2 separate regions of the Homo sapiens genome follow, and region 2 is linked to region 1. Evidence: read pairs that join two places in POLR2A ChIA-PET (ENCODE). Cell type or tissue: Panc1. All regions are shown on one strand. Each heading gives the region's core, and the rest is flanking DNA. Links, peaks and the distances in the headings are about the cores only.

Region 1 (15,426 bases), core at 3,270-11,269:
GCCAGGCTGGTCTTGAACTCCTGACCTCATGATCCACCCGCTTTGGCCTCCCAAAGTGCTGGGATGGCCGAAGTGAGCCCCTGCGCCCGGCCCAGAAATGCATTTTCTATCAGCTTCCTTAGAGTGCAGAGAAGATCCCGGGGGGTTCCTGGCTTCTGTGTGTGAAGTAGAGGAAGTTCCTCTAGGTGTTTTCCACACGGCGTAGTGTTGGGGGAGGGGGGTGGTGACAGGGATGAGGACGCTCTCAAGCCAGATGTTTTCATCGTATGTGCTCATATTACACAAATCACCTTTGCACGTTGTTGCCTTGTCTCAGCTCCGCCAGGCCCCTGCTGGTCACATGTTTTCTGAGCATCTCACTGGCCTCAGGCAGTGTCAGGATGCAGAGAAATAAATGACTCAGTCCCAGCTTTCAAAGGCGTTTATAATTAAGCTGGGGAGATAAGGCATGAAATATATATACCTATAAATTTAGAGTTTTTTCTGGGTGATGACCATGGTATTGGTTCTAAAAGGGCTGGAGTTGCCCGCAGGAGCTCTGAGAACGGAGGGGCCAGCCTCTCTCCTGGATGACCTGGTTCTGATCCATCTTTCCCGCTCTCCAGCTTTGAGATCTTGGGCAAGTTACTTTAACCCCACTTCCTCATCTGTAAAGTGGGAACGATAGCAGCGTCCACCTTGTCAGGTTGCGGTGGAGGTTTAAGACGATGACTGATATAAAAAGCTCTTGGCCAGGCGCGGTGGCTCACGCCTGTAATCCCAGCACTTTGGGAGGCTGAGGTGGACGGATCACCTGAGGTCTGGAGATCGAGACCATCCTGGCTAACACGGTGAAACCCCATTGCTACTAAAAATACAAAAAATTAGCCGGACGTGGTGGCGGGCGCCTGTAGTCCCAGCTACTTGGGAGGCTGAGGCAGGAGAATGGCGGGAACCCGGGAGGTGGAGGTTGCAGTGAGCTGAGGTTGTGCCGTTGCACTCCAGCCTGGGTGACAAGAGAGAATCTCTGTCTCAAAATAAATAAATAAAAATAAAAAGCCCTGAACATAGTGCTGGGCACAGAGGAAAAGGCCAGAAGACGGTGACCACTGTTCTGTTCCACGAGACCCGATGGTTTCCTGAGGGCAGAGAAACTGTCTTTCCTCCTTGTGTCCTTCTTACTTAACACGTTCGACACCTCTTATTAGTAAATACTTGGCACCGTGTTTATTGAAAGAAAGAATGAATGGTTTGGATGGAGAGTTGAAGGCTTGGCGGGATTCCGGTGGGAAGAGGTTTGGAATTCCAAGCAGAAAGGTGAGTCTCAGTGTTTATTGGTGCTGTCATCATAATTAAATGCCCTTATTTCAAAATATTGAACAATGCAGTCACTGAATGATACCCTGGAAAGGACAGGGGGATTATGTGGCCACAGTCTTCTTTGACAGGCAGGGAAACTGAGGCTCAGGGAGGAGGCGGTCAGATGGCAGACCAGCCTCCAGATTCTCAGCCTCTGTATGGCTGGGCCAGTCATATTTCTCTCTCTCTCTCTTTTTTTTTTTTGAGATGGAGTCTCGCTCTGTCGCCCAGGCTGGAGTGCAGTGGCACAATCTCGGCTCACTGCAAGCTCCGCCTCCCGGGTTCACGCCATTCTCCTGCCTCAGCCTCCCGAGTTGCTGGGACTACAGGCGCCCGCCACCACGCCCGGCTAATTTTTTTTGTATTTTTTTTTAGTAGAGACAGGGTTTCACCGTGTTAGCCAGGATGGTCTCAATCTCCTGACCTTGTGATCCGCCCGCCTCGGCCTCCCGAGGTGCTGGGATTACAGGCGTGAGCCACCGCGTCCGGCCTCCCGAGGTGCTGGGATTACAGGCGTGAGCCACCGCGTCTGGCTGGGCCAGTCATATTTCTTGGCAGTTTTCCTGGTAGCCTTTAAAAGAAGTCCAACCAGTGTCTGTCAGACTTTGCCAAGTTTTGCTCTTAGAGAAGAGATGAGGCCAGGCACAGTGTCTCATGCCTGTAATCCCAGCACTTCGGGAGGCCGAGGCGGGTGGATCACCTGAGGTCAGGAGTTCGAGACCAGCCTGGCCAAGATGGTGAAACCCCATCTCTACTAAAAAAAATAAAAAATTAGCAGGGTGTGGTGGCGCATGCCTGTAATCCCAGCTACTCGGGAGGCTGAGGCAGGAGAATCGCTTGAACCCGGGAGGCGGAGGTTGCAGTGAGCTGAGAACATAGCACTGCACTCCAGCCTGGGTGACAGAGCGAGACTCTGTCTCAGGAAAAAAAAAAAAAAAAAAAAGAAAGAGATGAGCATGCTGGAAAAGAGGGAAATACCACAGGCCCATCTTTCCCGTGTGAGTTTACATATCCCAGCCTCTAGAAAAGACCACTCTCCCCGTCGCGGGGGCTCATTCCTGACAGCAGAGTTGTTTTCCTGTGGAAGGGCTGGGGTCAGGCCCGGGACGCGGGGCAGACCTCCTATGTGGAAAGCCTCGAGTGGCTGTAACCCAGGGCTGAAAAAACAAACATGTTACCTCACTGGACAACAGCTCAGAGCTCTTAAGAGGGGGAATACCAGCGCTGAAATATGTGCAATGTAAAGAAAGGAATTTACAGAAGGTCAGGTGCTTCAATCTGGGAGTCTAGGCCGATGCGGCCCCTAACTGGTAGAGAGCCATTCCATTCCATCCAGATGGCTTGGCAGCCACAGTACTTTTTCCTGTTGGGCCATCAGGGAAGGAGAGGAGGCTCGTGATCCTGGGGCCCGTCCGGGCAGTTAGCCCCCTTCCCGAGTGGTGTTGAGGGACAGCTGCGACCTGAGCACCTGGCACTCGGCCCTGGGGCCTGGGGTCGTGGGAATCAGCCCTGTTGCTCTGAGGAAGTCACTGGAACCTGAGCAGGGAGGTCGAATATGCCTGAGTAGGAGAAAAACAAAAAGTTGGTGCAGGACAGCCCCGGACACGTGCTTGCCCTGAGCCTGGAGAATTTGGAAGGGAGGCTGCCGGGTCAGACCTGCCACTTGACTCGAGAGAGAATTTAGGTATCCCAAAACTTAGGAGCGGGAAGCGTTTCTTTTTTTTGGAGATGGAGTCTTGCTCTGTCACCAAGGCTGGAGTGCAATGGTGCGATCTCGGCTCACTGCAACCTCCACCTTCAAGATTCAAGGGATTCTCCTGCTTCAGCCTCTTGAGTAGCTGGGACTACAGACGTGCACCACCACACCTGGCTAAGTTTTTTTGTATTTTTAGTAGAGATGGAAGTTCACCATGTTGGCCAGGCTGGTCTCGAACTCCTGACCTCAGGTGATCCGCCCACCTCGGCCTCCCAAAGTGCTTGGATGACAGGCATGAGCCACGGCGCCTGGCCAGGAGTGAGAATCGTGTCTAATGCCAGTTATTCAAGAATCATCTTGGTGTGCTTTCAAGTACTTTGTGAAACCCAGCATAGGTCTCCTTGGAGTTGAGAGTTGCACTTTGCTAGACAGAGAGGAGCCGCAGCACGGAGCCACACGACCACGTGCATGCACCATCATCCTCCCGCACCCGTCACGCAGGCTGGGGTGCAGTGGCACGGTCATGGCCCACTGCAGCCTCAACCTCTGGGCTCAAGCAATCCTCCCACCCCAGCCTCCTGAGTAGCTGGGACTACAGGCGCGTGTCACCACGCCCAGATAATTTTTAAATTTTTGTTAGAGATGGGGGTCTCACTATGTTGCCCAGGCTGGTCTTGAACTCCTGGGCTCAAGCAATCCAAGTTCTGGGATGACAGATACGAGCCTCTGTCTCACTCTGGACTCCTTAGAGAAGGGAGTGTGAATTCTCTGTGGAGTGATAAGTACAACTGTTGAGAGTATAGTTTGAACTTGACATAGGTTTATAAGGTTGGGCCTGGCTGGAGAATCCTAACAGGTTTATGCTGGGCGCGAGGAAGTTATAAAAATGTTTCTCCTGTTCCTTAGAGTTCGTCCTCAGGGACAGGGGGTGTGGGGCATCCGAGGTGCCTCGTCCTGCTTGTGGTGGGAGGGGGGTCATAGTCTTTTCTTTTTTTGAGACGGAGTCTCGCTCTGTCTCCCAGGCTGGAGTGCAGTGGCGCGATCTCAGCTCACTGCAACCTCCGCCTCCTGGGTTCAAGCGATTCTCCTGCCTCAGCCTCCCAAGTAGCTGGGATTACAGGCGTGAGCCACCATGCCTGGCTAATTTTTCTATTTTTGGTAGAGATGGGGTTTCACCATGTTGGCCAGGCTGGTCTCAAACTCCTGACCTCAGGTGATCCGCCCGCCTCGGCCTCCCAAGGGTCATAGTCTTCCGTTTGGACTTCAGGGAGCTACTCAGACATTCCCTGAGCTGGAGGGTTCCATGATAATGATCATCAGTCATGGCTTCTGTGGACTGAGCCCCTCACTGGATTCCAGGGACCACCTTGAAGTGGTCTTCATGGCTCTCATCTTTAACACGGGGTAGCCTAGGACCCCTCTAGGACCACCTTGTTACTGCTTTTCATGTATTATCTCATTGCGTCTTCCAGGACGGAGAAGTGGGTCCTGGCTCTGCTGGCCGTCATTCCTCCCAGAGGGATGGGCAGCAGGAACCTGTCGTCCGTGGTACCTGCCGGGTTCCAACCTTGGTCTGTCTGACTCCAGCCCCCCCACAGTGTGACCGTCCGTGGTACCTGCCGGGTTCCAACCTTGGTCTGTCTGACTCCAGCCCCCCCCACAGTGTGACCGTCCGTGGTACCTGCCGGGTTCCAACCTTGGTCTGTCTGACTCCAGCCCCCCCACAGTGTGACCGTCCGTGGTACCTGCCGGGTTCCAACCTTGGTCTGTCTGACCCCAGCCCCCCCACAGTGTGACCGTCCGTGGTACCTGCCGGGTTCCAACCTTGGTCTCTCTGACTCCAGCCCCCCCACAGTGTGACCGTCCGTGGTACCTGCCGGGTTCCAACCTTGGTCTGTCTGACCCCAGCCCCCCCACAGTGTGACCGTCCGTGGTACCTGCCGGGTTCCAACCTTGGTCTGTCTGACCCCAGCCCCCCCACAGTGTGACCGTCCGTGGTACCTGCCGGGTTCCAACCTTGGTCTGTCTGACCCCAGCCCCCCCACAGTGTGACCGTCCGTGGTACCTGCCGGGTTCCAACCTTGGTCTGTCTGACCCCAGCCCCCCCACAGTGTGACCGTCCGTGGTACCTGCCGGGTTCCAACCTTGGTCTGTCTGACCCCAGCCCCCCCACAGTGTGACCGTCCGTGGTACCTGCCGGGTTCCAACCTTGGTCTCTCTGACCCCAGCCCCCCCACAGTGTGACCTGAATTTTCTGCAACCTCCTGTGGCCTTGTCCTGGCAGGAGGTGGGTAACTGTCATGAGTTTCTCAGACCACAAAAACCACAACCACCACCGCCCCCCACAAAAACGGAAACGCCCCTTCTTTCAGCGCTGGCCATGAGGGAGCGGTGGTGATGGATGGCTGACCGTGGAGAATTCTGCATTCCAGGGGACTGAGGTCAGGGCAGGCGGGAGCTGCGTGGCCCTGGTTTCCAGGACTCAGGCTCTGGTGCATTCTCGGGGAGGCTGAGCTCCCCTTCCCGGGTGCCCTCCGTCTACTGAGTGTGCCGAGCTCATTGCTTTCCTGCCTCCCGTCCTCTCTGCCCCTGTGGCTCTCCCAGGGAAATACCCACGGGACCCCAGGTGAAGGTTCCTGCTGCCCGCCCCTCTGGGGCTGGCCCTGCTGGGAGGAATGCCGGCCCCCACCCCCAGCCCTGCCCAGACTCATGCCTGAGGTTTTACTGCTTTCATTCACTTCCATACATGGAAGTGGGGCTTGCCCGCCTCTGCCAGAGAGCGCCTGGATCAGGAGGTTTGTCTCCACACAGCTGACAGACCCTCCCGCCCCCAACCCCCGCCCCCGCCCCCAGCTCGCATTTTTAAAATGTATTGATTGAGAAAGACCCTGGCTTTAACCACATCATGTCTGCAAAAAGAGAGCGTGAGCATCTCAACAGAGAGATCAGGCTGCAGAATTACCCTCTGGTCCCTCGTGCGATCGTTGCAACACTGGCCTCCACCTGGGGGTGTGTTAGAAAGTTCTAAAGAGAAGCTGTTCAGTCTTTTTTTTTTTTTTCGAGATGGAGTCTCACTCTGTCACTCAGGTTGGAGTGCAGTGGTGTGATCTCAACTCACTGCAACCTCTGTCTCCCGGGTTCAAGCAATTCTCGTGCCTCAGCCTCCCAAGTAGCTGGGCTTACAGGCGCCCGCTACCACGCCCAGCTTTTTTTTTTTTTTTTTTTTTTTTTTTTAAGTAGAGACAGGGTTTCACCATGTTGGCCAGGCTGGTTTCGAACTTCTAACCTCAAAAGATCTGCCAGCCTCGGCCTCCCAAAGTGCTGGGATTACAGGCGTGAGCCACCGTGCCCGGCCGGAAGTGCTTTTTATAATGCGGAGTACTAGGGTTCTACCCGGTTTTTTCTGATTTTGTTTCATAAGCGATTGAGGATTGGACCTTGTACTAGTTAGACTTCCAGAAAGTCAAGAGTTGACAGCAGTAGCTCCTAAAGTAGATTTGGGGAGGAATGTGTCTTTCTTACGGAGGTGTCTTTACTGGCTTGGTGTGTCATTTGTTGGTCTTCTTTGTGCCAAACACTTCGCCATTTCGTCCGACTCTTTCCCCTGCTAACATCTTGGGAACAGTGTTGCGTGTCCCACTGGGTTGTCTCTGTGGTCCTGCTCACGTCCGTCCACTCGGTGGCATCCTCTGAGCCTCCTTATAGTGGAATGTGAGTTATTTTGAAGCCGTAATTCAAGATTGTAAAATTCTAGAAGCACATGCCGAGCTCTGGCTTTGCTTTTGGGGAACGGACGGGGGATGAAATGACTGTGCTGGCCTGGCCGTTTGCACCCCACCCACCCCTGAACACCAGATATAGAAAGTTCTAGAAGCACATGCTGAGCTTTGGTTTTGCTTTTGGGGAATCGACAGGGGATGAAATGACTGTGCTGGCCCGGCCGTTTGCACCCCACACACCCCTGAAAACCAGATATAGTTCCCTGCCTTGGATAAGATCTTAAAAATAAAACCAAGCCTTCGGATCCTTTCTCGTTGGGATTTATTTTAAGCTTGAAATAGCAAACCCTAAAGTTCTTCATCTCTGTACCCACTCCCTTCCCCCACCGAATCCCTTTCTTGTATAAAAAGATTCTGAAATTCTTCCTTGATTCTTTCCTGCCTGGAGGGGAAAGGGGCGAACAGGCACCAGCTTTACTGCTGCAGTCCGTGATGTTGATCTGAATTCCTTCTCCTGCTCTTTTTCTAGTTAAAAAGATTCCCTGCTGTGACCCATGGATGTGTATTCACAGGGCACCGAATTTGTAAGGTGGATGGAACTGCCTTCAGAGTTAAGGGGCTTCTTTTAAGCAATCTTTTTTTCCTTTTTAAAAAAGTGATTTCTTAAGCATCAGGCTGTCTTCAGCCTACTAATTGTTTTGGCTCCAAGGAGGACCAGGACCTGGGGCTAATTGCTTCTGGCATTGACCGTTAGCCCCCGAGAAGCTGCTGGCCAAATGACTGTTACCAGAAGGTGCCCAGGCAGATGCTGGGGCTGAACAATGCATGGCGTCTTCCCACCCCAGCCCCCACTGCTCCAGGCTGAGCCCAGTGGCTCTCCAGGGTCTCAGAGGTCCTCACGTGGCTGCCCCTTTCCAGACTGAGGCAGGGAGGTGGGTCCTAACAGAGGAGGCCCGCGGGGAGAGGAGGAGGCAGCAGGGAGAGGAGGAGGCAGGGGGGAGAGGAGGAGGCCACGGGGAGAGGAGGAGGCAACGGGGAGAGGAGGAGGCAGGGGGGAGAGGAGGAGGCCGCGGGGAGAGGAGGAGGCAGGGGGGAGAGGAGGAGGCCGCGGGGAGAGGAGGAGGCAGCGGGGAGAGGAGGAGGCAGGGGGGAGAGGAGGAGGCCGCGGGGAGAGGAGGAGGCAGGGGGGAGAGGAGGAGGCAGCGGGGAGAGGAGGAGGCCGCGGGGAGAGGAGGAGGCAGCGGGGAGAGGAGGAGGCAGGGGGGAGAGGAGGAGGCCACGGGGAGAGGAGGAGGCCGCGGGGAGAGGAGGAGGCAGCGGGGAGAGGAGGAGGCAGGGGGGAGAGGAGGAGGCCGCGGGGAGAGGAGGAGGCCGCGGGGAGAGGAGGAGGCAGCGGGGAGAGGAGGAGGCAGGGGGGAGAGGAGGAGGCCGCGGGGAGAGGAGGAGGCCGCGGGGAGAGGAGGAGGCAGCGGGGAGAGGAGGAGGCAGGGGGGAGAGGAGGAGGCCGCGGGGAGAGGAGGAGGCCGCGGGGAGAGGAGGAGGCAGCGGGGAGAGGAGGAGGCAGGGGGGAGAGGAGGAGGCCACGGGGAGAGGAGGAGGCCGGGGGGAGAGGAGGAGGCCGCGGGGAGAGGAGGAGGCAGGGGGAGAGGAGGAGGCAGGGGGGAGAGGAGGAGCCCGGGGGGAGAGGAGGAGCCCGGGGGGAGAGGAGGAGCCCGCGGGGAGAGGAGGAGGCAGGGGGGAGAGGAGGAGGCAGGGGGGAGAGGAGGAGGCAGGGGGGAGAGGAGGAGGCAGGGGGGAGAGGAGGAGGCAGGGGGAGAGGAGGAGGCCGCGGGGAGAGGAGGAGGCAGGGGGGAGAGGAGGAGGCCGCGGGGAGAGGAGGAGGCCGTGCCCTGGCCCTGCTGTTTCCTCGTGTCCCGGGATGTGGATTTAGTACCATCTGAGAATGCTGCTCTCAGCCTCCGAGCGCTGGGGCGGGACGGGCCGGGGTGAGGCCCCGCGTTGGGACCCAGCTGTCTTAGGTTTTGCCTCAAGCGTTTGTTCCGTGAAGCACCGAGTGATGGTTTTCACCCCTGGCTGATCTTCAGTCGCCCGGGAGCTTTTAAACATTCCTTTCCCAGGCTGCTTGTTCACCGCTAGGTCCCCAGCGCAGGGCCGGGCCCTGTACAGTTCCACAGCCGTCCCTCAGTGCCTGTGGGCAGGTGGTCCCAGGGCCGCTCCTACCCCTCAGTACCCAGATCCCGTGATGCCAAAGTTGCTGATATAAAATAGCATTTACATATAACCCGTGTACATCTCCAATTTACTTTATTATTTTCTTCTTTTTTTTCTGTTTTGTTTCCTTTGTTTTCTTTCTTTATTGTTTAATTTTTATGGTGTACATATTTATGGTGGACGTGAGATATTTTGATACAGGCATACAACGTGTGATCATCACACCAGGGTAAATGGGGTAATCCTGTGTACTGTAAATTACCTCTAGATTACTTATAATTCCTAATACAATGTATTATGAGTAATACCTAATACATCTAATACATTGCTATGTAAATAGTCGTTATGCTGTGTTGTATTTTATTTTTTATTTGTATTTTTACATTTTTTTAAAAAATTCTTTTTACTGATTTTTTTGTTTTGTTTTGTTTTTGAGAGAGAGTCTCTGTCACCCAGGCTGGAGTGCTGTGGTGCCATCTCTGCTCACTGCAACCTCCGCCTCCCGGGTTTAAGCAATTCTCCTGCCTCAGCCTCCCGAGTAGCTGGGAGTACAGGCGCACGCTGCCACATCCAGCTAATTTTTTTTTTTTTTTTTTGTATTTCAGTAGAGACGGAGTTTCACCGTGTTGCCCAGACTGGTCTCAAACTCCTGAGCTCAAGACAGTCAGCTCGCCTCGGCCTCCCAAAGTGCTAGGATTACAGGCGTGAGCCACCATGCCTGGCCCTTTTTTTTTTTTTTTTTTTTTTGAGAGGGAGCCTCACCCTGTTGCCCAGGCCGGAGTGCAGTGGCAGGATCTCGGCTCACTGCAACCCCTGCCTCCTGCGTTCAAGCAGTTCCCCTGCCTCAGCCTCCCGAGTGGCTTGGATTACAGGCACGTGCCACCACTCCCGGCTAATTTTTGTATTTTTAGTTGAGATGGGGTTTCACCTTGTTGGCCAGGCTGGTCTCGAACTCCTGGCCTCAAGTGATCCGCCCACCTCGGCCTCCTGCATTGCTGGGATTACAGGTGTGAGCCACCACGCCGAGCCCTGAATATTTTTGATTTGGGGTTAGTCGAATCCGTGGATGTAGAACCTGTGGGTACAGAGGGCCCATTGTCCATAACTGTGTAAAATCAGCTCAATGCCTGTGTAGCCCCATTATGTCTGCCCATAATATTTAGGAAAGTGAGTCTTTTAGCCTCATTCACATACAGAGTCCATCTCACATCAGCACCTGCGCGTCCCCGTCACGCTTGTGACCTCGAAGGCCCTGAGGATGATTCCTGTGACGGTTTTTCAGCCACTACTGTACGTGGGTTACTAGTGCTTTGTCATCTAGAATGGGGTTCGTAACCGAGGGGGACGCTGCCGGTGCATGATCATGACAAGCCTAAGAGTGAGAGGATGCTTTTCACTGAGTGGGGGGCCCGTGCTGGGCCCTGAGTGCTGGCGTGTATCGTCTCTCCTCATGCGGCCCCTGGAGGACGCACCGTGGGGCCGACTGGCTTTCCCGGTTGTGCTGCTGATACGTGGCTGAACCAGGATCTGTGCTCTGGCCCTGAAGCTGTGAACTGCGTGATAACCAGCCAAGGCTGCCACAGAAGGCTGCAACCTCCCCGTGCCAGGGACTGCAGTGGAGACACCTTCTAGGCATTGCCTCATTTCATTCTCCCAAGGACTCTGTGACGTTGGCGTGATCACCCCCATTTTCCAGGTGAGGACACTGAGGCCCAGCGATGCGGAGATGTGCTGGCCGAGCCCGTCAGCGGTACAGTCGCCCGCTGCGGGGGGTCGTCCCTCCAGAGCCGATTCTTTTTCCCTGTGAGGCGCCGAGGCTAACGGGGAGCGTGGTTTTGGGACTTTTGGGAAGCAAATGTCACCGCTGTCTTTTGGTGGGAACTTCTCAGCCAGGGCGTTAGTGGGCATGATAACTCAAGCTCAGGTCTTGAGCACACCCACTACGGACTCTTGCAAGAGGGAGAGTTGAGGAAAATGGTTCTAAAACCTCAGTAATTAGAAGAGACAGCCTTTGGCCGGGTGTGGTGGCTCACGCCTGTTATCCCAGCACTTTGGGAGGCCTAGGCGGGCGGATCACGAGGTCAAGAGATCAAGACCATCCTGGCCAACATGGTGAAACCCCATCTCTACTAAAAATGCAAAAATTAGCTGGGTGCGATAGCAGATGCCTGTAATCCCAGCTACTCAGGAGGCTGAGGCAGGAGAATCGCTTGAACCCGGGAGGCGGAGCTTGCAGTGAGCAGGGATCCCCGGGAGGCGGAGCTTGCAGTGAGCAGGGATCGCGCCACTGCCCTCCAGCCTGGGCAACAGAGCGAGACTCCATCTCAAAAAAAAAAAAGAGATAGTCTTCTGAACTTTCAAGCGCCTAGAATACATCAACTCCTTGTCTTTTAGTTACCCAGCTCCCCCAACTCACTTTCTCTCTCTCCCTTTCCCTCTCCTTCTCCCTCTCTACCCCAGGGAGGGTCTCTGGCAGCCAAGAAAGAGCCTTTTTGTGGCCGAAAGGGTGAGAACAGCCAAGGCCCCAGGACCCCAAGGACATTCCCAGTTTCCAGCCTGTGGTTTGCTGGCAGCCTGTGGTTTGCTGGCCTAACCCTAAAGGCACACCTGATTGGTGGGTTATCTCTGAACGATCAGCACTTCTGTGAAGGGCAGAATACTCTGGATTCAGGAGAGAGATAAGCAGTGGAAGCTCCCCAGGCATTGGGCCTGGCTTTGGACATCTCCACTGAACATTTATTATTTTGGGGCTAAAGATATGAAAACAATCATACATTTAATATCCACCGACTTTGTGATGTTTAACATCTAACTCTGTCATCTGGGAAACACTTTTTTTTTTTTTTTTTTTGAGACGGAGTCACTCTCTCGCCCAGGCTGGAGTGCAGTGGCACGATCTCGGCTCACGGCAAGCTCTGCCTCCCGGGTTCACGCCATTCTCCTGCCTCAGCCTCCCAAGTAGGTGGGACTACAGGCGCCCGCCACCACGCCCGGCTAATTTTTTTCGTATTTTTAGTAGAGACGGGGTTTCACCATGTTAGCCAGGATGGGGGAAACTCTTATCTATTCCCCAGGGTTGTTTTTAAGATCCACTTGGGGGCAGGGCACAGTGGCTCACACTTGGAATCCCACTGCTTTAGGACGCCGAGGCGAGTGGATCACCTGAGGTCAGGAGTTGGAGACCAGCCTGGCCAACATGGTGAAACCTCGTCTCTACCAAAAATACAAAAATTAGCCGGGCGTGGTGGCGGGCGCCTGTAGTCCCAGCTACTCGGGAGGCTGAGGCAGGAGAATTGCTTGAACCCGGGAGGCGGAGGTTACAGTGAGCCGAGACTGTGCCGCTGCACTCCAGCCTGGGCCACAGAGCGAGACTCCGTCTCAAAAATAAAAAATAAAGAGAAATACTTGCTGCCCACCATCCTCCATGCACTTGCCTGGCATGTTGATGACGGAGGCAACCCTTGTGAGAATTCTCCTCTGCGGAGCCCTTTTTAGAAAATCCTACCCCATTTTAGAAAAATCCATTATGTACCCAGTTTTCTCTTCTCGGTGTGTTTCACAGTTCGTAGGTGTTCCACGGTTTGTTATTGTTGGTTTTTAAATCTTCCCTCAGTGTGGCCCCTGCTTGAAAGAAAACACTGACCCCGTTGGCCACGATTTAACAATTTTTGACCTCTGCCCAAGTTTTTCTGGATTTTTCTACCGGTTTAATTTCCAAGAGTGAGGGATACAAACTCACTGGAATCCCAAAACAAAGCTTGGTGTTTTTGAGGTGGAGATGAGGAAGGAGTTTCTTCCCCTTTCTGGTTTTCTCCGCCCTCCTCCTACCGGCTGGCTTGCTGGCCAAGGAACTTTTTCAGAACTGAATGATTTGCCAGAGATGAGAGGAAAAAAGGGCTGGTCCTTCAGAGCTATTTGCCACAAATAAACAAACAGAATCTACCTTACATTTGCCCCTTTGCCATCTGCTCAGCTGAGAGGGAGCCCCACGCTTGGTGAACACAGCGCAGGGCCTTTGCAGCCGACTGGGAAAACAGCTCCAGTTGGAGGCAGTCCTCGGACGGGGGTACGGACCTGCGGAAACCTTCAGCTTTGAAGTCAGAGAAGCGTATTTGATCTTGGAGTTTGGGGCCAATATGGACGAGACAGGAACACAAATCACCTGGATTGGAAGCTCTCATTATGGAAGCTTAATAAACAGGCTGCGTAGCTGGTATTTTTTATTTTTTTATTTTTTTCTGAGATGGAGTTTCGCTCTTGTTTTCCAGGCTGGAGTGCAGTGGCGCCATCTCGGCTCACTGCAACCTCTGCCTCCTGGGTTCAAGCAATTCTCCTGTCTCAGCCTCCCGAGTAGCTGGGATTACAGGCACCCGTCACCACACCCAGCTAATATTTTGTATTTTTAGTAGAGACGGGGTTTCGTCATGTTGGCCAGGCTGGTCTCGAACCCCTGACCTCAGGTGATCCACCCACCTTGGCCTCCCAAAGTGCTGGGATTACAGGCGTGAGCCACCGTGCCCGGCCAAATATTGTTATTTTTTTTTTAGGAGAAGGATTGTCGAGTTAAACAACTTTTAAAAAACATTATTTTAAGAATTGTGGTAGAATATACATAACATAATTTACTGTCTTCACCATTTTTTTTTCCTTTTTTAGAGACGGAGTCATACTCTGTCACTCAGGCTGGAGTGCAGTGGCGCGATCTCGGCTCCCTGCAACCTCCGCCTCCTGGGTTCAAGCAGTTCTCCTGTCTCAGCCCCCCGAGTCGTAGCTGGGATTACAGGCGTGCATCACCAAGCCCGGTTAATTTTTATATTTTTAGTACAGACGGGGTTTCACCATGTTGGCCAGGCTGGTTTTGAACTCCTGGCCTCAAGTGATCCGCCTGCCTCAGCCTCCCAAACTGCTGGGATTACAGGCGTGAGCCACTGTGCCCAGCCCGGTAATATTCTTTTGAAGAAAGATATGATTTAATGACCAGATGTTACTTTTTTTTGGGATCTCAAGGCTGGGCAGAGTAACTTAGAAAGTTACGGCACGTGGGGAACAGACGTGCTTGAGGTCATCACTCGGGGCCTCTCTGGGCCTTCCCTCTGTGACCTTAGAACCCTCTGGCCAGTCGACCTCCGTGGAGCCTCCTTTCCCTGTTGGTGACCTTTCTCTGGAGGTCCTCGAACCTGGGTAGTTCATACAGAGCTGGGAGTCGGTGGTTCGCTGGGTAACTTCATGCAGGACAAGCACCTCAGTTGACAGATTTAAAGTTCACAAACATTTTAGTCGAGAGAGAGAATGATGATGCCTGCGCAGGGGCTAACATTAATATTTACCTTAAGAAACCGACGGTTATTTTAAAACGATGAAGTATGTTGGTGCAGGGAAGGGAGGAGGGTCTAGTGCCGGGCCACCCCACTGTAAATCCAGGGAGGTGTTTGGTGAATTCATGGCTGCACCCTGGAATCTTGTTCACTGTAAATCCAGGAAGGTGTGATGTGAGTTCATGGCTGCACCCTGGAATCTTGTTCACTGTAAATCCAGGAAGGTGTGATGTGAGTTCATGGCTGCACCCTGGAATCTTGTTCACTGTAAATCCAGGGAGGTGTTTGGTGAATTCATGGCTGCACCCTGGAATCTTGTTCACTGTAAATCCAGGAAGGTGTGATGTGAGTTCATGGCTGCACCCTGGAATCTTGTTCACTGTAAATCCAGGGAGGTGTTTGGTGAATTCATGGCTGCACCCTGGAATCTTGTTCACTGTAAATCCAGGAAGGTGTGATGTGAGTTCATGGCTGCGCCCTGGAATCTTGTTCGCTGTAAATCCAGGAAGGTGTGATGTGAGTTCATGGCTGCACCCTGGAATCTTGTTCACTGGAAATCCAGGAAGGTGTTTGGTGAATTCATGGCTGCACCCTGGAATCTTGTTCACCGTAAATCCAGGAAGGTGTGATGTGAGTTCATGGCTGCGCCCTGGAATCTTGTTCGCTGTAAATCCAGGGAGGTGTTTGGTGAATTCATGGCTGCACCCTGGAATCTTGTTCACTGTAAATCCAGGAAGGTGTGTGGTGAATTCATGGCTGCACCCTGGAATCTTGTTCACTGTAAATCCAGGAAGGTGTGATGTGAGTTCATGGCTGCACCCTGGAATCTTGTTCACTGTAAATCCAGGGAGGTGTTTGGTGAATTCATGGCTGCACCCTGGAATCTTGTTCACTGTAAATCCAGGAAGGTGTGATGTGAGTTCATGGCTGCACCCTGGAATCTTGTTCACTGTAAATCCAGGGAGGTGTGTGGTGAATTCATGGCTGCGCCCTGGAATCTTGTTCGCTGTAAATCCAGGAAGGTGTTTGGTGAATTCATGGCTGCACCCTGGAATCTTGTTCACTGTAAATCCAGGAAGGTGTTTGGTGAATTCATGGCTGCACCCTGGAATCTTGTTCACTGTAAATCCAGGAAGGTGTGATGTGA
Region 2 (14,500 bases), core at 6,495-14,494, 140 kb after region 1:
CACATTCAGGCCCCTCTTATCCTCCCTACTGGCCTCTGTGTGTGCACGTGTGTGCACAGGTGTGTACAAAGTGTGACTCTGTTTGACGTGGCTGGGTCTTGGAGCACCCCTCACACATGATCCGGAGGCACGTTAAACGTTCAGGCCAAGAAGAACGTTTTTATCTTGAATAAAACAGATAACAGGCCCTGCGCTTTGCAGAGCTTAGGGATCTAGAGTGGACACTGGCCCTCATTGTACGGATGGATGTCAGCTGAACTGTGGGTGCCTCATCGCCTTCAAAACCTACAGAGCTTAGGGATCTAGAGTGGACACTCGCCCTCATCATACGGATGGAAGTCAGCTGAACTGTGAGTGCCTCATCGCCTTCAAAACCTACAGAGCTTAGGGATCTAGAGTGGACACTCGCCCTCATCATACGGATGGAAGTCAGCTGAACTGTGAGTGCCTCATCGCCTTCAAAACCTACAGAGCTTAGGGATCTAGAGTGGACACTCGCCCTCATCGTACGGATGGGTGTCAGCTGAACTGTGAGTGCCTCGTCGCCTTCAAAACCTACAGAGCTTAGGGATCTAGAGTGGACACTCGCCCTCATCATACAGATGGAAGTCAGCTGAACTGTGGGTGCCTTGTCGCCTTCAAAACCTACAGAGCTTAGGGATCTAGAGTGGACACTGGCCCTCATCATATGGATGGATGTCAGCTGAACTGTGAGTGCCTCATCGCCTTCAAAACCTACCGGGTGGCAGGCTTTTGTTTTTATCTTTTGTATACTTTGAATTTCATTATGAACCACAATTATTTTCTTTGCTTTAGCACCTAGAAGACTCAGCTGAATTTGTAACTACTGCCTAGGCATGGTGGCTCACGCCTGTAATCCCTGGACTTTGGGAGGCCGAGGTGGGTGGATCACCTGAGGTCAGGAGTTCGAGATCAGCCTGGCCAACATGGCGAAACCCCATCTCTACTAAAAATACAAAAATTAGCCAGGCGTGGTGGTGGTCACCTATAATCCCAGCTACTCGGGAGGCTGAGGCAGGAGAATCACTTGAACCTGGGAGGCGGAGGTTGTAGTGAGCCGAGATCACACCACTGCACTCCAGCCTGGGTGACAAGAGTGAAATTCCTCCCTAAGTGCTGGGATTACAGGCGTGAGCCACTGCGCCCGGCCGGATTTGATGTATTGAGTGCGTGCTAACCATCCCATACTCTCCGTACTGAGCTCCACGGGAAGTCACTAGGAGAGGGGCCCAGTGCTGCCCTTGAGTGGACAGGATGAGATGGACAGTTGGGCATATCTGAGGAGCGGAGTGTGATGACGTCTTCACGAACACGACAGTGTTGGTCCGAGTACGTGTCATTTCGTACGAGGGCCTGGAAGACGGACACTTGTCACTTAGAGTGGAGCTGCTGCCGCGCCCCCTCTCTGCTGCTCCATTGGGTCAGGAGGCCTTTCCACATAGAGGCATTTTCTTTCCCAGCACCTCATCATCCGTGGAGCAGAATCTTCCTCTCTGAGGTACGGAGTTCCTTCCTGGATGTGAGGGCCCGTGGGTTGCCGGTATTGCTGGTGGCCAACGCTCAGGCCAGGGGGTCACCTGAAACTAATAAGGTACCCTAGGACAGCCTTTTTTCTTTTTTTCTTTTCTTTTTTTTGAGACAGAGTCTCACTCTATCACCCAGGCTGGAGTGCAGTGGCGCAATCTCTGCTCACTACATCTGCCTTCCGGGTTCACGCCGTTCTCCTGCGTCAGCCTCCGGAGTAGCTGGGATTATAGGCACCCACCACCACACCTGGCTAACTTTTTGTATTTTTAGTAGAGACAGGGTTTCACCATGTTGGCCAGCCTGGTCTTGAGCTCCTGACCTCATGTGATCTGCCTGCCTTGGCCTCCCAAAGTGCTGGGATTACAGGCATGAGTCACCGTGCCCGGCTCTTTTTTTTTTTAGACAGAGTCTTGCTCTGTTACCCAGAGGCTGGAGTACATTGGCACAATCTTGGCTCACTGCAACCTCTGCCTCCCGGGTTCAAGCGATCTTCCTGCCTCAGCCTCCTGAGTAGCTGGGATTATAGGCACCTGCCACTACGCCCAGCTAATTTTTGTATTTTTAGTAGAGACAGAGTTTCTCCATTTGACCAGGCTGGTCTCAAACTCCTGACCTCGTGATGTGCCCGCCTTGGCCTCCCAAAGTGCTGGGATTACAGGCGTGAGCCACCGCGCCCGGCCGGCCGTAGTCTCTTAAACAAAAAAAAAATGCTGAAGTTAAATACCAAATATGCATGCACTTCTTGACACACAGAAACGTCAGTGGCATGAGTTTGATTCATACTTCTAAACTTAATTCCAGATCCTCCTAGTTTTGAAAGATGCTCACGTATTAAGGAAATCATTATATCATTCCAGGGATATCACTTTGGAAGCGCCTTCTCAGCGCTTCGAGGTTGGGCTGAGCCCCACGTGCGGCATTCCGTCCGCGTCGATGGCCCTATTTGTGGTGCCCTGTCCTTGTCCTCCAAGCCGGGGGCCGTTTCTCCTTCAGAGCCCGTCTCACTCAGTCCCTGGTTTCACTGGTATCAGTTCTGGCTTCTCTCTAGTCTTAGAAGCCAGCCACCCTCCCTAGACTGCACCATCCCTTGATGGGAGTTTGCCTTTCTTTGCCTCTGAGGATATTTAAATGTGGCCAGGCTGGGCCGAAATACCTCTGAAGGAACTGTGCATTCGTTCATAAGCTTTGTAGCGTCACAAAACTCTGACCAGTATTTTTGATTGAATTCTGAATATTTCTGAGCTTTTGTGTGATTCCGTGGTTACGGCTTCCAGTGTCATTCAGTGGACGTGTTCCAGGTGTGTGAACACACGCACACACACGCTCACACATTCACACACGCGTGCACACAACCTACACACATGCAAACACCTACATTCACATGTGCACACACACCTACAAACATGCACACCTACACTCACACATATGCACACTCACACACGCACACACCTACAGTCACACATGCACACACCTACATTCACATGTGCGCACACACCCACACACACCTACACACATGCACACACCTACACTCACACATGCACACTCGCACACACACCTACACTCACGCACACACACCTACACACATGCACACACCTACACTCACACATATGCACACTCTCACTCACGCACCCTACACTCACACACCCTACACTCACATGCAAACACCTACATTCATATGTGCACACACCTACACTCACACACACCTACAGTCACACACATGCACACTCACACACACCTACACTCACCTACACTCACACAATGCACACTCGCGCCATCACACACACGTGCACACACAGACTCACACACACACTCGCTCTGCAGGGTCCTGGCTGTTGGAGTGTCTGGTCTGCACATCCTGTGGGGCTTCTCTGGGGACGTCCTGCTCCCTGTTTGAGTCTGTCTGTGCCCTGGGGTCTCAGTCCCATCTCACTTGTTTCTCTCCCGCTGAAGAGCTTGTATAAAGATTCCTTCACAGAGCAGTGCCAGGTACACCCCCTGCCTGCACCCAAAGGGAGCCGCCTCCACCTGGCCTGTCTTTGGACTTACACTGGGGCAGTGGCTTGATCTGCTGGTCATTTTGTGGATTGAGTCATGTGAGGGCAGAGTGTTCTGACAGGCTCGGGTGAAAATGGGTAACCCAGGCCACGCGCAGTGGCTCACGCCTGTAATCCCAGCACTTTGGGAGGCCGAGGCGGGCGGATCACGAGGTCAGGAGATCGAGACCGTCCTGGCTAACACGGTGAAACCCCGTCTCTATTAAAAATACAAAAAATTAGCCAGGCGTGGTGACGGGCGCCTGTAGTCCCAGCTACTCGGGAGGCTGAGGCAGGAGAATGGCGTGAACCCGGGAGACGGAGCTTGCAGTGAGCCGAGATCTTGCCACTGCACTCCAGCCTGGGCGACAGAGCGAGACTCCGTCTCAAAAAAAAAAAAAAAAAAAAAAAAAGCAGAACTGGGTAACCGCACAACCCGGAGTCCTATAAGCATCTTGGGGTTTTGAGAATCACCCTGCCGAGTGAAGGGGGCCTGCCAAATGCTGCCAGTGCGTTGAGGTGTCTGGGGGGCGGTACGGGTGGGGGAGTCGGGGCCTCGAGGCTGTGCCCTTGAGCTGTCCATCTCACAGGGTGGCGGCCTCTGCCGTGGTCTTGATGATGAGTTTGGGCCCCAGGCCGGCCTGGCCAAAGTCCCACTGCCGCTGACAGGCTGGCCACCGGCTTCCTTCGGTGCCCTGGGCTGAGCCGGGCTGTGTGACCCATCTCCACAGGACCACTGGGCTCACCAAGGACCTGGCATTTGGCGTCCCCCCACCTCCTGGTCTCGTGGGAATAACTGGCTTCCAGAGTGCTGCCCCCCCCCCAACCCCGGGGCTTTACGCAGCCTGGGGAATGTGCAGCCGTGTGCAGTGCTGAAAATTCTTTTTCTAAGGAGACCGTTGTCAACACACCTGGCAGAAGACAGACCCCGTTAGCAGTTGTCTGAGTCATCCTCGGCTGCCAGGGAGCACGGCACTCTTTGCAGGGAGGTTTACAGCCCCTTCTCTCTTAGGCCAGGGGCCCTGTCTGGTTTGGCTCCCGTGGCCCAACCTTCAGGGAGGGCGGACGGCCTGAGGGCTGTGCAGGGCCTGGAGCAGATGCGGAAGCAGCTAGAGGTGCCGGGCGGCCGGGGTGAGGGCCCTTTGCTCCTCCAGCGTTGAATCCTCTTCTCTGTTTTCCTTCTTCCCTCCTGTGCCACCTCCTCCCGCTCTGCCTTCTCCGCCTCCTTCTTTCTTCCTCTTCTGCTTCCCTCCTTCCTCATCCCGTTCCCTTCCTTGACTCTCTTCCTTTGCCCCTTTCAAAAAAATGGATTTGAGGCAGAATCTGTTTATATAAAAATGAAACATTTGGAGATTGCATGTTTCAACCAGAAGAGGGGCTGCCTCGAGACCTTTAGAGCGGTTTTGCAGTTCTCTTTTATGTGTTTTGTCTAATTTTTTTTTTTTGAGGCAGAGTCTCGCTCTGTCGCCCAGGCTGGAGTGCAGTGGCAAGATCTCCGCTCACTGCAAGCTCTGCCTCCCGCGTTCAAGCGATTCTCCTGCTTCAGCCTCCTGAGTAGCTGGGAGTACAGGGGTGCGCTACCACGCCCAGCTAATTTTGTATTTTTAGTAGAGACGGGGTTTCACCATGTTGGTCAGGCTGGTCTCCACCTCCTGACCTCAGGGGATCCACCTGCCTCAGGCTTCCAAAGTGCCAGGATTACAGGTGTGAGCCACCGTGCCCGGCTCCTTTCCTTAACTCTCTAAGCAGGGGAGTGTTTTGGGGGAGCCGGGAGGAGGGAGGAACGGAAGGATCCGAGGAACAGATTCTGGGCATTGGTTGGTGTTTGTCATCCCATCTCACCCCCACGGCCTTTCAGTTCTGATTTTCATCTGATGTTAACGAGCTAAATAGGCTGCCGTTAAAGAAAACGTAACTAGACATAGATATCTCGCTGTCATCCCACCCACATTCCTGCCTCAGCAGCAACTCACACGGACTCTTAACGTACACGCCACTCACATGCACTCGTAACGTGCACACCACTCACAGACTCGTAACGTGCACGCCACTCACAGACTCGTAACGTGCACGCCACTCACAGACTCGTAACGTGCACGCCACTCACACGGACTCGTAACGTGCACGCCACTCACAGACTCGTAACATGCACGCCAGTCACAGACTCGTAACGTGCACGCCAGTCACAGACTCGTAACGTGCACGCCACTCACACGGACTCGTAACGTGCACGCCACTCACACGGACTCGTAACGTGCACGCCACTCACAGGGACTCGTAACGTGCACGCCACTCACACGGACTCTTAACGTGCACGCCACTCACAGACTCGTAACGTACACGCCACTCACAGACTCGTAACGTACACGCCACTCACACAGACTCGTAACGTACACGCCACTCACACGGACTCTTAACGTGCACGGCACTCACAGGGACTCTTAACGTACACGCCACTCACACTGACTCGTAAGGTGCCCGCCGCTCGCACTGGCTCGTAAGGTGCCCGCCGCTCACACGGACTCGTCACATGCACACGGCACTGTGCGCTCGGCAGTTTTTACTAAACAGTGTGGCGCAAAAATTTGCCGTGTCGCTATGGTCTTTGTAAGGACCATTTTCATGATCACTTAATATTTTGCCTGCTGGTGCGTCCTCACCAGCTCTTTCTGTCCTAGAACCTGCTTTTCCTTCCATTGCTCCTCCCAGCTCCCAGCAATCTTTGGGTAATTCCTCCTGGCTGCCTCAGATCACGTTGCCATCCAGATGCAGAGAAGGCTGGGTCACAGCCCTGCCCGCTCCTCTCTGCCTCCCAGGGTCCTGGACCCCTTCAGCTTCCTTGCCCCAGCCCCCACCTGCTTCAAAACTCCGTGTCTCGTTGGCAGTGGAAAAGTCACCAGACTAAACCGTGGGACAGTCTCGGCGCACCTGGCTTTGAGATGGTTTTAAATACTTGCAACTAGGCTCCTCCTTGGAGAAGAGAGTTTGGAGTTGACTCTTCTGTGTGTTTTGAGGGAGACGGTGAAAGGGGTCTGTAGGCGCCACTCATGTCACAGAGCAGGGGACTCAGGGCTGCGCCCTCTCTAGGAACTTAGAGTCCGTGTTCCAAGCCCAGGAGTGTAGCTTGGGATGGTGGAAGCAAAAGCACGCCAACCCCACCCTTGGCAGACATCACACTGTTGCCGGAACCCTCACCACGGTCTTGACAGTGTCTCTGCTTTCTGCTTCTTTAGCTAACTTCTTCCAGCCCATCACGGAGGACTCTGTTGATCTCACTAGAGCAAGCTCCCAGTTTTCCGTATGTCTGCCTTCTCACGAGCCAAATAATCAGTTTAGGGGTGATTAAAAGAATATAATGGCTGGGTGCGGTGCCTCACACCTGTAATCCCAGCAGTTTGGGAGGCCGAGGCGGGCAGATCACTTGAGGTCAGGAGTTTGAGACCAGCTTGGCCAACATGGTGAAACCCCGTCTCTACTAAAAAATTAAAAAAATGAGCCAGGTGTGGTGGCGGGTGCCTGTAATCCCAGCTACTGGGGAAGCTGAAGCAAGATAATCACTTGAACCCAGGAGGCGGAGGCTGCAGGGAGCTGAGATCGCACCATTGCATTCCAGCCTGGGCAACAGAGTGAGACTCTGTCTCAAAAAAAAAAAAAAAACTGGTTTATAATAATAGCCAATACTTATAGAATACTTACAATATCAATATACCAGGTACTCTGCTAATAAGTGTTTTACACTGGCCGGGCATGGTGGTTCACACCTGTTATCTCAGCACTTTGGGAGGCCGAGGTGGGCGGATCACCTGAGGTCGGGAGTTCGAGACCATCCTGGCCAACATGGGGAAACCCCGTTTCTACTAAAAATTATCTGGGTGTGGTGGTGTGTACCTGTAACCCCAGCTACTTGGGAGGCTGAGGCAGGAGAATCGCTTGAACCCGGGAGGTGGAGCTTGCAGTGAGCCGAGATCGCGCCACTGCACTCCAGCCTGGGCAGCAGAGGGAGACTGCGTCTAAAAAAAAAAAAAAAATGTGTATTTCAGAGAACCTGCTTCAAGGGCTGGGGGAACAGGGCGTGTGTGAAGGGGGAGAAAGGGAAATGGTGGCTGTGGTCTCAGCCTTCTCCCCCAGGAGCAGAGGGAGGTGGGTGGTGCAGAAAGCTGCAGGTACAGGACTTCCCCGCCCTGGTTAAGACAGTCCCCATCGCAGGTGCTGTGAGGACCCCAGAAGCGTCCACGGCCTGGCAGGAAGAGCAGCAGCTTCTGCAACAGGTGGATCAGGGTCCTGTCCCCAGTGTAACCACTGCCTGGCTGGGTGACCCCCATCCCTACTGTAACCACTGCCTGGCTGGGTGACCTGGGGGTCACCTTGACCATCTGTTAGGGGGATCCTGATGCTGCCCGCCCCATCTGTGATAAGGATTAGCCAGTGCCATCTGTGCCGTGCCTAGCACAGGGCAGACGGCCGCAGAAGCCAGTTCCGTTTCCCGCCCCTGGTTCACCTTTGGAGGGATGTGCACTCGTCATGGCTGTAGGCCAAGCTCGTCAGGACCAGCTGAGGGGAGGCAGCCTGGCACAGCAGACATGGGTGCTTTCCCCCGTGCAGGGGCCGAACACGAGTGGCTTCCTTGGGCCCAAGTTGGTTTCTGCTTATGCAGACAGTCACGCGGCCCAACACGGCCCGTCCCGGCACACCTCGTCTTAGGAGGAGCCGTTCCTCGGGGAAGCCCCTGAGTGCTCCTCAGAAGCCAGGTGGGGGCTCCGTGTCCTCGCCATGCTGTCCTGGGCCCCGCAGGCACGGACTCAAAAGAGGCTGCAGCCACAGTCAGGAAAAAGGCCGCTTGGAGGAGGCCCTCGGAGAGCCCCAGGCGCTGAGCCGGGAAATGGGCAGCTTTGCCTTCAGGTTGGCTTCTCCTCCCTCCCCGTCCCCCGTGCCTGCCTCTCTTCCACAGACCCACTCGGCATCCCACGCCGGGGCACACGCAGGCTGGCCGCGGGGCCTGTCACAGCAGCAGGGGCTCTGGTTTACCCCAGTGCTCATAATTGCCCAATTTCAGAAACACCCTACTCTGAGGAAGGACCTTGCCGGGGGGATTTTGAGAAGGGTGTGTGGTGATGTGGAGGGGCTCCTGTGCGGCCAGCTGTCCCTGTGGTGGTCCCTGGCCCGGATTCCCTTTGGGCTGCAGCCTCGAGACCAGCCCCCGAGCCTCATGGATGGACACAGCGGGCATGGACCCCGGCCTCAGGGGATAAAATGCAGCCTGAGGATGTGGCTGGAAATGCCCAGGTTTCTTGTGCGGCAGCACACACAGCTCCTCGGGCACTGTCCACGCTGAGCACACCCGAAAATCCCCAGTGAGAGCCGGCCGCATGTGTGTGTGGGCGCGTGCGTGTGTGTGTGTGTGTGTGTGTGTGTATGTGAGTGTGTGTGATGTCGGAGTGGCTGTTCTCAAGAGCCTGTTCTCTCTGGACCCACTCCCTGATACATCAGCCACTTTGTCTCATAGGTGTGAACATAATGGATTCGTTGATTCCTTTCGAAGGCAGGCACGCCCGCGGTGCTGGTGGCCGCAGCAGGGTACGAAACACGAGGGCCATATGTCTGGTACCTCGGCATCCCCCCGACAGGGAAGGAGAATGTCAGCGGAGCAAATTACTGACCGAATCCTTGGGAATCTATAAATATTAAATTGCTCTGACTTTCACATAAAATTCAGGCTCTGGGCAGCCCAGGAGGAGAGGCGTCTGGAACGTGCAGGGTGTGGGGGGAGCGGCTGCCAGTGGAGAGACAAAGGTCCCCGAAGGGTGGGCCGTGGGTGGGGGCCTGTAGCCCTGGCTGGAGGAGAGGCTGCGGGGAGTGGGGTAAAAAGAACAGAGACACAGAAAACCCACGTGCACCTTGACCAGAGTGGGGCTTTCTCTGAGTTTTCATTGAAGGCTTTTTGGCTGGGGTTGCGCGGTTTCTGGTTTGCAGGCAAGCTTTCTGTTACTTTTCTTCCCCAGCCCTGGGGAAGGGGGGAGCTGGGGTGCAGACGGCGGGGGCTGCAGCCCTGGGGAAGGGGGGAGCTGGGGTGCAGACGGCGGGGGCTGCAGCCCTGGGGAGGGGGTTGTGCTGGGGTGCAGACGGCGGGGGCTGCAGCCCTGGGGAGGGGGTTGTGCTGGGGTGCAGACGGCGGGGGCTGCAGCCCTGGGGAGCGGGGAGGGCTGGGGTGCAGACGGCGGGGGCTGCAGTCAGCTGTCCTCCTCTTCGAGTCTCCGGTGCGGCCAGCCTCAGGTTCCCCCCGGCGGCACTGGCCCTGCGCTCACTGTGGCCGGGCGAGGACCCGTCTTGCATCGGTGGCCACAGCAAGTCCGCCGTGTGGTCACTGCACTGCCTGTTCCGTGTTTGACCCCCAGCAGCTGGGGAAGGTCTTCTGTGTCTTTGGGAGACCAGCAGTGAGTGATTGCTCCGATGCGCCATGACCCTGTGCTAAGTTCTTATTTATTTATTTATTTGTTTAGAGACAGAATCTTGCTCTGTTGTCCAGGCTGGAGTGCAGTGGTGCAATCCTGGCTCACTGCAACCTCCACCTCCCGAGTTCGAGCGATTCTCCTGCCTCAGCCTCCCGAGTAGCTGGGACTACAGGCGCCCGCCACCACGCCCAGCTAGTTTTTGTATTTTTAGTAGAGACGGGGGTTTCACCATGTTGGCCAGGCTGGTCTCCAACTCCTGACCTCAAGTGATCCATCCACCTCAGCCTCCCAAACTCTAAGTTCTTTAACCGCATGAACTCATTGATCTTTCTGTAGCGGAATAAGGTAGGAACGACAACACACTCATCAGGCTGCAGCTGAGGATCCTGAGGCCCTGAAAGGCGAAGGTGACAGGTTACAGGCTGACCCGAGGGGGTTCCATGGCTCCCCCTGGCCAGGCCTGGATTCTCCCCAGGCTTTGTGACTTTAGACCTGGCCTCTTCATTGTGAGCCTGTACCAGGTCCTCGGTGGGCTCCACCACGGTCGGGGGGACCCCGGGCTGGACCCCGCGAGCCTCCTGCCAGGCAGGGCCAGCATCTCCCGGGCCAGCGGCCAAGCACCCCCTCTTCCCTGCAGGCATCCCCACGCTCATCATGCTGGACCCGCAGGGCGAGGTGATCACGCGGCAGGGGCGGGTGGAGGTGCTGAACGACGAGGACTGCCGGGAGTTCCCCTGGCACCCCAAGCCCGTGCTGGAGCTCTCCGACTCCAACGCCGCGCAGCTTAACGAGGGCCCCTGCCTCGTCCTTTTTGTAGGTATGAAGCTCACGGGGGCAGGGGGCGAGGGGTGGCTGGGGGGCGGGACAGGAGGGGCCTCACTTGGGAGGAGCCTGTCCCTGCCGCTTCTCTCTGTCACCAGCAGTGCAAGCCTGGGCCTTTGTCTCTCCCTGAAGCCTTGCTTTTGACCCCAATGATTTATTCATGGCTGGCCCCTGTGGGAGCTGCAGCTGCACTTTCCCTCCTAGCTGCTCCCCAGCTGCCAGCTGGGCAGAATAGGTCAGGCCGGGAGGATGCCCTCGGGGCCCCCATGCGCAGACCCATTGTTGGAAAGGGCGGGTGGCACACACGGCAGCTGCAGGGGCTGGGCCCCTCTGGCCGAGGCTCACCAAGGCTGCTTCTGCGGATCCTCTGTGCTCTGAAGAGCTGCTCCAGCCCGGTGGCTGCCTTGGCTCCTTTGTCCTCGCTTGCACCTCCCCGTCTCCCATCTCACCCAGTCTGAGCTCCGTGGGTAACTGCCCAGCCGGGCCAGGGGGACACAGGCGCATCCATGCCAGGCTCCCTGCAGTCTGATGGGATGACCCTGGTTCCTTTTGCAAAACCTGGCCCTCTGCCTTGGACTTGTGGCTCCCCTCCAACAACTCAAAATCACTGTACGAGCCTGGGTGTGGTGGCTCACGCCTGTAATCCCAGCTACTCGGGAGGCTGAGGCACGAGAATCGCTTGAACCGGGGAGGCAGAAGTTGTAGTGAGCCCAGATGGCACCACTGCACTCCAGCCTGGGCAACAGAGCGAGACTCTGTCTCAAAAAAAAAAAAAAAAAAAAAAAAAAGCCGCTGACCAGACCACAGTCCTCACCCCCTCCCGCTCACCACCAGTTCTTCTGCCATTTTCACTGGGAAGTCGGAGGTCGGAGGTCATGGCTTCTCATTCTGTGGCTGAGAGAAACACTAGCAGGCGCCTCAGGTCCTGGCTTAGGGGAAGCTCAGCCTCCCAGGCGGGTTTGTGAGGAATTCAATGGGAAGACTGTCTACCTGGGAGAGCAGAGCTGCTCAGTGAGGCAGGTTCCTCCTGGGGAGCCCGGTGCAGGAGAGCACTGTGAGCTTTGCTGCTGGGACGCATGTGCACACACACCCATGCATGCGGGGAGCAAGACCTGCATCCAAGGGGAAGTTCATTTCCGTTCAGGGGCCGCTCAGGCGGGCGTTTCTGCAGCTCAGGCCCCCTCGGCGGGTGCCGCTCTGTTTGACAAGCCAGTGCTTTTTCTCCCCGTCTTTTTCTACCCCCGACCCAATCACAGATTCTGAGGATGACGGAGAGTCCGAGGCGGCCAAGCAGCTGATTCAGCCGATAGCTGAGAAAATCATTGCCAAGTACAAAGCCAAAGAGGAGGAGGCACCCCTTCTGTTCTTCGTAGCCGGGGAGGTGAGTGCGGAGGAGAGGCTTGGCCCAGGGCTGGCTCAGCTGGGACTTCTGGCACAGGACTGATCCTGGCCCCAGGGTTGCCTGAAAGGACCCCAGGGTCAGGGCTGCCTGTGCTTCTGAGAGAGCCCACAGACAAATGTGGCAAGGAAAGGTAGCCATTCGCCATGGAAAACCATTCCCTCCCCTGCTGCTTCCTCTTCCCGTCCATGCTCGGCAGCCTCAGGTCAGCAGGGAGCCGTCCCCAGGCTGCTTCCCGCCTGAGCGGCTGGGGAGAGTGGCCGTGGCTGCAAAGTGTGATCCACACCTCCTGGGTCACAACCAGGCCCTTGAGTCTTTACAAAATGCTGGGTTCGTGCCTCCGCGCTGGCTGCAGTGGGCCGATCTCATCAGAGGGATCCTGGCTGGGGCTACTGCTTATACCTGCGGTCACCCAGCCGGCCCGGTGAGTGCTGAGGTTGGAAATTGCTGCCGCTCCCCGTCTGTTTCACCCAGGCTGTCCCTTTGAGGTCTCCAGCGGGGCTGGACCAGGCAGGAGACTCTTCACAGGGTGGGAAAGTGGGGCTTTCAGCAGAGCGCCCTCCCGCAGGTACCCAGTTATCCAGGGCCTGGAACCCTGCACCCTGCACCCTGCAGACGGGCGTCTCCGCGACTCAGCACAGGTGCAGGCTCTCATTCTTGAGCTCCTCCAACCCAGGAGCCTCCTCCATGCCTGCGCTGCCACCTCCCCACCCCACCCCACCCCACTGACTGACAGACAGTTTTGGAGGCCGCCCCCTGCCCTCCATCCACCCATCTGTACCTCCAGTTGGTCAGAGCCCTGTGCTGATTTCACGCTGTGTTTGGATCCCAGGAGAGGCACGGAGGAGGCAGGCGGCAGCCAGACACCCTGTGCCACCCATTCATCACCTCAGCCCCCGGCCCTGCCCAGCCCAGCACCTGGGTCCTTCCCAGGCGGCTCCAGTCACCTGCTCAGCCCGGGGGTGGAGGGGAGCAAAGAGGTTCACAGGCCCTGCCTCGGGGTGGCACTGGCCACTGCACACCAAGCCCAGCCCCAGGGAGGCTGCGCGGCATGCAGTGACTCCAACCCCTGCAGAATGGCTCTGAGAAAAGATGGCTGCAGCACAGCAGGGGCCGGGCACGGGCGGGGGCGGCCTTGAGAGGTGTCAAGTCTGGAAGGAGCATTTGCAGGTTTTCTGTACGCCAGGCACAGAGCCGCATATTTCACCTGGGCTGTCTCCTTCGCTCCTGGCTCTCTGGCTGGGAACGTAGTCGCTGTCCTGTTTCACAGGGGAGGGAGGCAAGGTTCAGAGTGGACGAGGGGCTGCTCCAAGGCAGTTTGCTGGCTCCCGTCTGGCTGGGCTGGACTTTTGTGTCTCCAAAAAATGTACAAAAATTAGCCAGGCATGGTGCTGCATGGCTAGAGTCCCAGCTACTCAGGAGGCTGAGGTGGGAGGATTGCTTGAGCCCAGGAGGTGGAGGCTGCAGTGAGCTATGACTGCGCCACTTCACTCCAGCTGGGGCAACAGAAAGAGACTCTATCTCCAAAAAAAAAAAGTAGCTCCCTTACAAATCCTTTCTCCTTGTCTTTGGATTTCTGTGTTTGCCTTGGTGTCTGCATGAGGCTATGTCTGCTATTAGGGAAATTCACCAGGACAGCTGCTGGGAATGTAGGATAAAGTGCCAGCTTCTTTCTCAGATAAGTAGTGAGGCAGCGTAAGCTTCCACAGTGCTTAAGCAGCGCTGTCTTCTGAACTGGCTGGCTGTGCAGCTCCTGTCCTGCCTGAAACCACAGGGGTGGGAGTTGGAACACAGCGAGCTGTCTCTGTTTAAAAACATTCCAGAGTTGAAGTCCAGATTGGCCTCAGATAACCCACAGTGGGGCTGCAAATCATTGACAGTTGGTTACAAAAATAAACAATCAGAGGCTATGACATTTCTAGACTGGCACGGTGGCTGACGCCTGTAATCCTAGCACTTTGGGAGGCCAAGGTAGGCGGATCACCTGAGGTCAGGAGTTGGAGACCAGCCTGACCAACATGGTGAAACCCCGTCTCTACTAAAAATGTAAAAAATTAGCCGGGCGTGGTGGGCGCCTGTAGTCCCAGCTACTCAGGAGGCTGAGGCAGGAGAATTGCTTAAACCCGGGAGGTGGAGCTTGCAGTGAGCCGAGATCGTGCCACTGCACTCCAGCCTGGGTGACAGAGCGAGACTCCATCTCAAAAAAAAAAAAAAAAAAAAGAATGTGACATTTCTAAAATGCTGAGGAC

The links. ChIA-PET counts read pairs that join two places held together with the same protein. Peaks named below come from ENCODE experiments on the same cell type or tissue, not always from the same donor. Only the 100,000 strongest peaks of a DNase experiment are listed, where the experiment ranks them.
Region 2: POLR2A ChIA-PET joins it to region 1 with 7 read pairs; 3 of 35 experiments call an interaction of 5 or more read pairs at or near these places.

The regions. Positions count from the first base shown.
Region 1 is chr17:942,018-957,443 of GRCh38, reverse strand. All of the region lies in intron 1 of NXN (nucleoredoxin), which reads left to right. Among named protein-coding and RNA genes, the nearest start is that of NXN, 30 kb to the left of the region's middle. RefSeq lists a silencer at 1,483-1,711 and enhancers at 1,802-2,302, 6,784-7,676, 9,462-10,353, 10,354-11,246. In Panc1, for the core only: no CTCF peak of the experiment used is centred there; no DNase peak of the experiment used is centred there; H3K4me3 peaks cover 444 bases; H3K27ac peaks cover 6,183 bases.
Region 2 is chr17:801,415-815,914 of GRCh38, reverse strand. NXN (nucleoredoxin) reads left to right here. Exons shown (of 8, transcript NM_022463.5): 6 at 10,668-10,847; 7 at 12,109-12,233. Among named protein-coding and RNA genes, the nearest start is that of MRM3, 26 kb to the right of the region's middle. In Panc1, for the core only: no CTCF peak of the experiment used is centred there; no DNase peak of the experiment used is centred there.